Linked DNA regions of Homo sapiens: region 2 is linked to region 1. A link is a contact called in ENCODE Hi-C or POLR2A ChIA-PET data. All regions are on one chromosome and are shown on one strand. The core of a region is the stretch at or near the end of the contact, and the rest is flanking DNA. Distances in the headings are between cores, read along the strand shown. Region 1 overlaps LOC105376235 (a long non-coding RNA gene). Region 2 has its middle 230 kb from the start of LINC00474.

Region 1 (3,083 bases), core at 360-2,859:
ATGTTCTCATAATTTTTGGAACACTGTAAATATTTGAGTCAGTAGATCTTAATCCATAAACACAGCTGTACTTAAAAAACCCTGATGGAGAGTTATTATAATTTAAACAATTGGGTAACAAAACAAATCAATGTTAATCATTTTCGTTTTCTAAGGACAATGGACTCAGACTTCTCATAAAACTGACATGATGAGCTTCACAATTGCATCCACAAATAAACTTACAAATGCTAAGATAAACCATTCTCAACTTTTTAAGAACATTGTGAAAAGAAAAGGAGGTGGGGGAGGGCCAGGGAAAAGAAGAAAAAACAAAACCATTTTGAGCAAGACCAAGCCACTCATAACAGTAATGCACATGAGGCCTTCAAAGATAAACATTAAGAGAAAAAACTGTTCTAGGTTTGTCTTTTCTCCATATAAATTACTTTATGAATTAACCATTATTCAGGGATTATTTTTGTTTCTATCAGAGCTACCTTCAACACTTTTGACAAACTTTCTCTTCGCTGAAATTCTCAGAATAACCAATTTATTCCAAGGAGGTTTATTAGGCTCTTGTGTGTGAAGCACTGTGCTAGGCACTGGGAAATAATGTGAGAAATGAAACATAGCCACCGCAAATTAACGTTTTAAATAATTGAATAAACCAATATTTTGCAGGAGAAAAGAAAAGGAGAATGGAATCCAAAACTCTGGAGGACATTTCTGGCTGAAAATTTGAAGGGCCATGTTTTACAGTGAGGTTGGAGATCATTGGGGATCTTCATGGAAGAGCATACATTTGAGCTGAAGATGTAAACAAGCATAGTTTGAGCATGGAAACAAGGAGGATTCCAGCAAAGGAAACTCAAAAGAATAGTGACAGAAAACAAAGGCAGTCATTTGGTTCAGGTGCAAGTGACCAGGTAAAGGATTTCAGGGCATAAATTTGGCAGAGCAAACCATGGGAAGTTTGAAGGACCTGGAATCTCAAACCTGGGAGTTTATAATCTCTTCTATAGTTGCTTGGAAAGGATGGACTAATTTTGATTGAGACTTGACCAGAACTGGGATATAAAAAGATTCATCTGGCAAAGTATAGCATGAAATTAAGACAGAAAAAACAAGAGGTGGACCTAAACATAAGACCTGAATCTATAAAAATCCTAAAAGAAAACATAGAGAATACTCTTCTGGACATTGGCCTTGGCAAAAAAAAAAAAATTATAACCAAGTTCTCAAAAGCAAACACAACAAAACCAAAAATAGACAAATGGGACTTAATTAAATGAAAGAGCTTCTGCACAGCAAAAGAAACAATCAACAAAGTAAATAGACATTTCACAGAATGGGAAAAAATATTTGCAAACTATACACCCAGTGAAGGGCTAATATCCAGAATCTACAAGGAATTCAAACAATTCGACAAGAAAAGAACAAATAACTCTATTAAAAAGTGGGCAAAGGACATGAACAGACATTTTCAAAACAAGACATACAAGCGGCAAACCAGCATAAGAAAACATACTCAACATCATTAATCATCAGAGAAATGCAAATTAAAACCACAATGAGATACCAGCTTGCACCAGTCAGAATGACTTAATAAAAAGTCTAAAAACCACAGATATTAGCAAGCATACAAAGGCAAGGGAATGCTTATACATTGTTGGTGGGAATGTAAAGTAGTACAGCCTTTATGGAAAACAGTATAGAGATTTCTCAAAGAGCTAAAATAGAACTACCATTCAATCTAGCAATCCCAGTACTGGGTATATGACTAAAGGGAAATAAATCATTACATAAAAAAGACACCTGCATTTGTCTGTTTATTGCAGCACTATTTACAATAGCAAAGATATGGAATCAACAGCTTAAGTGTCCATCAGGAGAGGACTGAATAATGAAAATGTGGTATATGTACCATGGGATACTGCTCAGACATAGAAAAGAAAGAAAGCATATCTTTTGCAGCAACATAGTTGGAATTTGAGGCCATTATCCTCAGTTAAATAACTCAGAAACAGAAAGTCAAATACCACATGTTCTCACTTATAAGTGGGAGCTAAACAGTGGGTACACATGGACATATAGAGTGGAATAATAGACATTGAAGTATACAAAAGGGAGGAAGATGGGAAAGGGATGAGGGTTGAAAAACTACCTTTAGGGTATAATATTCACTATACAGATGATGGGTACACTAAAAACCCAGACTTTCTTTTTTATTATTTATTATTTATTTTTTATTATTATTATACTTTTAAGTTTTAGGGTACATGTGCACAACGTGCAGGTTTGTTACATATGTATACATGTGCCATGTTGGTGTGCTGCACCCATTAAGTCATCATTTAGCATTAGGTATATCTCCTAATGCTATCCCTCCCCCCTCCCCCCACCCCACAACAGTCCCCGGTGTGTGATGTTCCTCTTCCTGTGTCCATGTGTTCTCATTGTTCAATTCCCACCTATGAGTGAGAACATCCGGTGTTTGGTTTTTTAACCTTGTGATAGTTTGCTGAGAATGATGGTTTCCAGTTTCATCCATGTCCTTAAAAAGGACATGAACTCATCATTTTTTATGGCTGCATAGTATTCCATGGTGTATATGTGCCACATTTTCTTAATCCAGTCTATTGTTGTTGGACATTTGGGTTGGTTCCAAGTCTTTGCTATTGTGAATAGTGCCGCAATAAACATACGTGTGCATGTGTCTTTATAACAGCATGATTTATAATTCTTTGGGTATATACCCAGTAATGGGATGGCTGGGTCAAATGGTATTTCTGGTTCTAGATCCCTGAGGAATCGCCACACTGACTTCCACAATGGTTGAACTAGTTTACAGTCCCACCAACAGTGTAAAAGTGTTCCTATTTCTCCACATCCTCTCCAGCACCTGTTGTTTCCTGACTTTTTAATGATCACCAGGGATGCCCTCTCTCACCACTCCTATTCAACATAGTGTTGGAAGTTCTGGCCAGGGCAATCAGGCAGGAGAAGGAAATAAAGGGTATTCAATTAGGAAAAGAGGAAGTCAAATTGTCCCTGTTTGCAGATGACATGATTGTATATCTAGAAAACTCAGTCGTCTCAGC
Region 2 (3,236 bases), core at 285-2,784, 51 kb before region 1:
GAGGAATCACCTGAGGTCGGGAGTTCGAGACCAGCTTGGCCAACATGATGAAACCCTGTCTCTAGTTAAAATAAAATTGGCCAGACGTGGTGGCATGCGCATGCATTCCCAGCTACTCAGGAGGCTGAGGCAGGAGAATCGCTAGAACCTGGGAGGTGGAGGTTGCAGTGAGCCGAGATCATGCCATTGCACTCCAGCCTGGGGGACAGAGCAAGACTGTGTCTCAAAAAAAAAAAAAAAAAAAAAAAAGAAAAAAAAAAAGAAAGAAAAAAAGAAAAGGGAAGTGATGCCAGTGAACAAAAACAACAGATGTCCAGTGCAGAAACAAAGTCAAGTTATTACTCAGGCATTTTCAAACTAGTGTCGTGAATCATCTACTCATAGACCAGAACACAAAATTCACATTTAAAATCTTCCTTTGCATTGTAGATGCCCTAGCTCCAAAGCATGGACAGCCATGACTTTACCACCTCTGAGTATCTGATACACCTGCTCCTTGGCACTTTCTGTTCCACTGCTTCTTGATATTGAAATGACATCTGTTTTACTTTTAGCTATTTCAGGAATGACAAACCAGGTCACAGAATAAGACCATATAATTAATACCTGGGCCTTGCTGTTGATGGAAAATATGAGGGGCTCAATAGAAAAGCTCCAAAACCATAGCATTTCTAAGGCCTCTCTTCTAAGAGGGGGTTCCGTCTATTATATGGAAGGTCTCCTTTAGTACAGGGCTTTTCTACTTTGGCAAAGTTGACATTTTGGGCTGGAAATTCTTTGTTGTGAGAGGCTGTCCTGTCCATTGTAGGATGTTTAGCAGCATCCCTGGCCTCCGCCTACCAGATGCTAGGAGTACCTTTTAGTTGTGACAACTAAAAATGCTGGTTGACTTTGCTGATTTTCTCCTAGTGAAGGTGACAGGGAGTGTGTAATGTATTCTAATTGAAATACATTACAGGCATATGTATTTGGAGGTGACCCCAGGATAGGTAAAACTAATTTCATTTTTTTACCCCAGAGGGAACTTTTTATCAGTCAACACGACTCAACAGTGGGAGACTTTGCCTTGGAAAGTAAGAGGTGTTTTAGGGATATTTAGCTGAAGCTGGGTACATACCGGTTAGTGATGCTGTTGGGAGTGGAGCAACATCAGATAGATGGTTTTTTTTGTTTGATTTTTGTTTTGTTTTATTCTTTAAAATGAAAAAACCCTCAGATACAGTTATTATATCATTTTATTGCTCTTTGTCCAATAGATATGTGTTTCTGTTCAGTTCTTTTTGTTACAAAGAAGCCAATAGAAACTCAATTTAATGCACAGAAAGGAGTACATGTGAACTGGATATGGAAAAGAGAAGTCATAAAAACAATTAAGGTATTCTATAGGACCCGATACTCTCTCCATCCCTCCTTCCCTCAGGGAGCCCACAGTCAGTCTTTTAAAGTCCCTCTGACCTTTTCCTCTATTGTCCTCTTCCCAGCAGCTGGCTACCTTTGCTTACTCACAGTCTTTGCTTCCTTAGGACTTGCGTTGGCAGTGACTCATTAAGGCAATTCCAACATCTTTCTCTAATTAGTATCCTTGGGGATTTAGCTACTAACCTAAAATTTCTCTCTTTCCGTTGTTTCAAATTCTAATTTCTGAAAAAGAAAAAAGAATTAAAAGTTAGATTATCCTTCTGCATGTCTGCATGTGACAGCAACATAGGTAGTTGGTCTGTGTCTAAATTTGCTGTATTTGTTACTGTGTTGTTAGTTACAAATAACAGAAAACCCTGATTCAATTGGCTTAAACAATAAGGAAAGTCTGTTATCTAATAACATAAAGTCCTGAAATAGGGCCTTTCTGGGCCAGTTAATCTTTATATCATCCCTGCAAATCCCATTGATGACCCAAGGATCTAGGTTCTATACGTGAATCTGATCTGCTATGCTCAGCGTGGTGGCTTTGTTCTAGGGCTAACTCCTCCTCATGATCATTACTGTATCCTATCTAAGCCATCTTAGCCAGACATAGCAACATCGTGTGTAAGAAGGCACTGCTCTTACTAAGTTTTCTTTTTAAGAATGAAGAAACCTTTTCCAGAAGTTCACCCGGAGACTTTCCCACATCAACCTCACATTTCATTAACCGGAATTATGACACATGCTATGACTAAGCCAAATGCTGACAAGGGGAATGAGACTACTATGTTTGACTTAGACTAATCATGTTTTAAATGTGATCAGGGGAATAGAGTCAACTTTCCTAAACAATTGATTCTTGTACAAACATCAGATTGTGTTATCAAGGACAAGATGAAATAGAATGTTTGTGGTAAGGGTGTCTGATTGACCTGGCTTTGGATTGAGTGGTTACTTCTTGCCTTTCCTTCTGTGGTCAAGGAAGATGAGATTCATGACACAGCCTTGCTGCCTAGCTAATCTATGGATGTATCTGTCCTTGGATCTGGTGCCCATCCCAATTTCAATAAATTGTTATAAATCATTCAGCTGGTGGAAATGACAGCTTCCTGTGTAGCAGGGACCATGACTATGACAGCTTCTTTTCAGATGGGGGAGTTGCTAGTACCATGATCTTGTGTCCAATAAAAATTTTTAACTCCATCTGTTTTTATATAAGTCCTCATCTTTCTCATTTGTTCAGTTATAGGTCTATCAATCCTGTACTGAGTGCCTACTATGTGTGAAGTAGTTTGGATACATAGATGAATAGTACATACAACAGAAATTGAGGAATCCACAGTAGCAGTGCCACAAACTGGAGGCTGTGTTTACCGGCATGAAATGAAATCTCCTAACAATTTCAGCTAGGACAATGTATTATCAAGAAAGGGTCAAACAGTGGTATATATGAGAAAAAATAGTTGGCTTATGAAAAAATAGCCTCTTTGCTTAAGTTTTTAATTTTTAATAATACTAAAATTAATAATAGAATTACTTTATATTCTGATACTGTTTCATAGTGCACAATGCACTTTCACTTAGCACAGTTAATCTTTATATCATCCCTGGGAATCCCACAGCAGAGCTATCTTGATTCTTACCAGAAATGGTCTTAGGATAATAATTCTCACCTGACCTCAACTATGTAAAAGGTAACATAAGTAAGAAACAGAAGAACAGGGGCTTAAACCCAAGATCTCTTGTTTCCATATCCACTCTTTATTCTACTTCATAGTCTACTAAAAACATTGTGTTTCTTTCTTGATAAAAATAAAGTCACAGGTTATTAA

The links. Hi-C counts contacts between places; a loop is a spot of excess contacts on that map. ChIA-PET counts read pairs that join two places held with the same protein, here RNA polymerase II (POLR2A). Pooled maps may share reads with other maps.
Region 2: a loop to region 1 is called in a map of MCF 10A, with 25 times the contacts of the local background. The contact joins two enhancer-like sites. A Hi-C loop is called at or near these places in 4 of 168 maps with a recorded cell type or tissue (IMR-90, MCF 10A, ascending aorta and 1 more), 1 of 37 single-sample maps with no recorded cell type and 5 of 50 pooled maps. POLR2A ChIA-PET finds 5 or more read pairs at or near these places in 1 of 52 experiments (H1).

The regions. Positions count from the first base shown.
Region 1 is chr9:115,639,562-115,642,644 of GRCh38, reverse strand. The region is part of intron 2 of LOC105376235 (a long non-coding RNA gene); the gene reads right to left. Among named protein-coding and RNA genes, the nearest start is that of LINC00474, 280 kb to the left of the region's middle. Within about 2 kb of position 1,609, at least 3 of the 41 ENCODE cell types and tissues checked have a DNase peak (open chromatin) inside an H3K27ac peak, as active enhancers do; they include IMR-90, where a contact is called at or near this core.
Region 2 is chr9:115,690,174-115,693,409 of GRCh38, reverse strand. No RefSeq gene overlaps it. Among named protein-coding and RNA genes, the nearest start is that of LINC00474, 230 kb to the left of the region's middle. RefSeq lists an enhancer at 1,274-2,473. Within about 2 kb of position 1,534, at least 6 of the 41 ENCODE cell types and tissues checked have a DNase peak (open chromatin) inside an H3K27ac peak, as active enhancers do; they include IMR-90, where a contact is called at or near this core.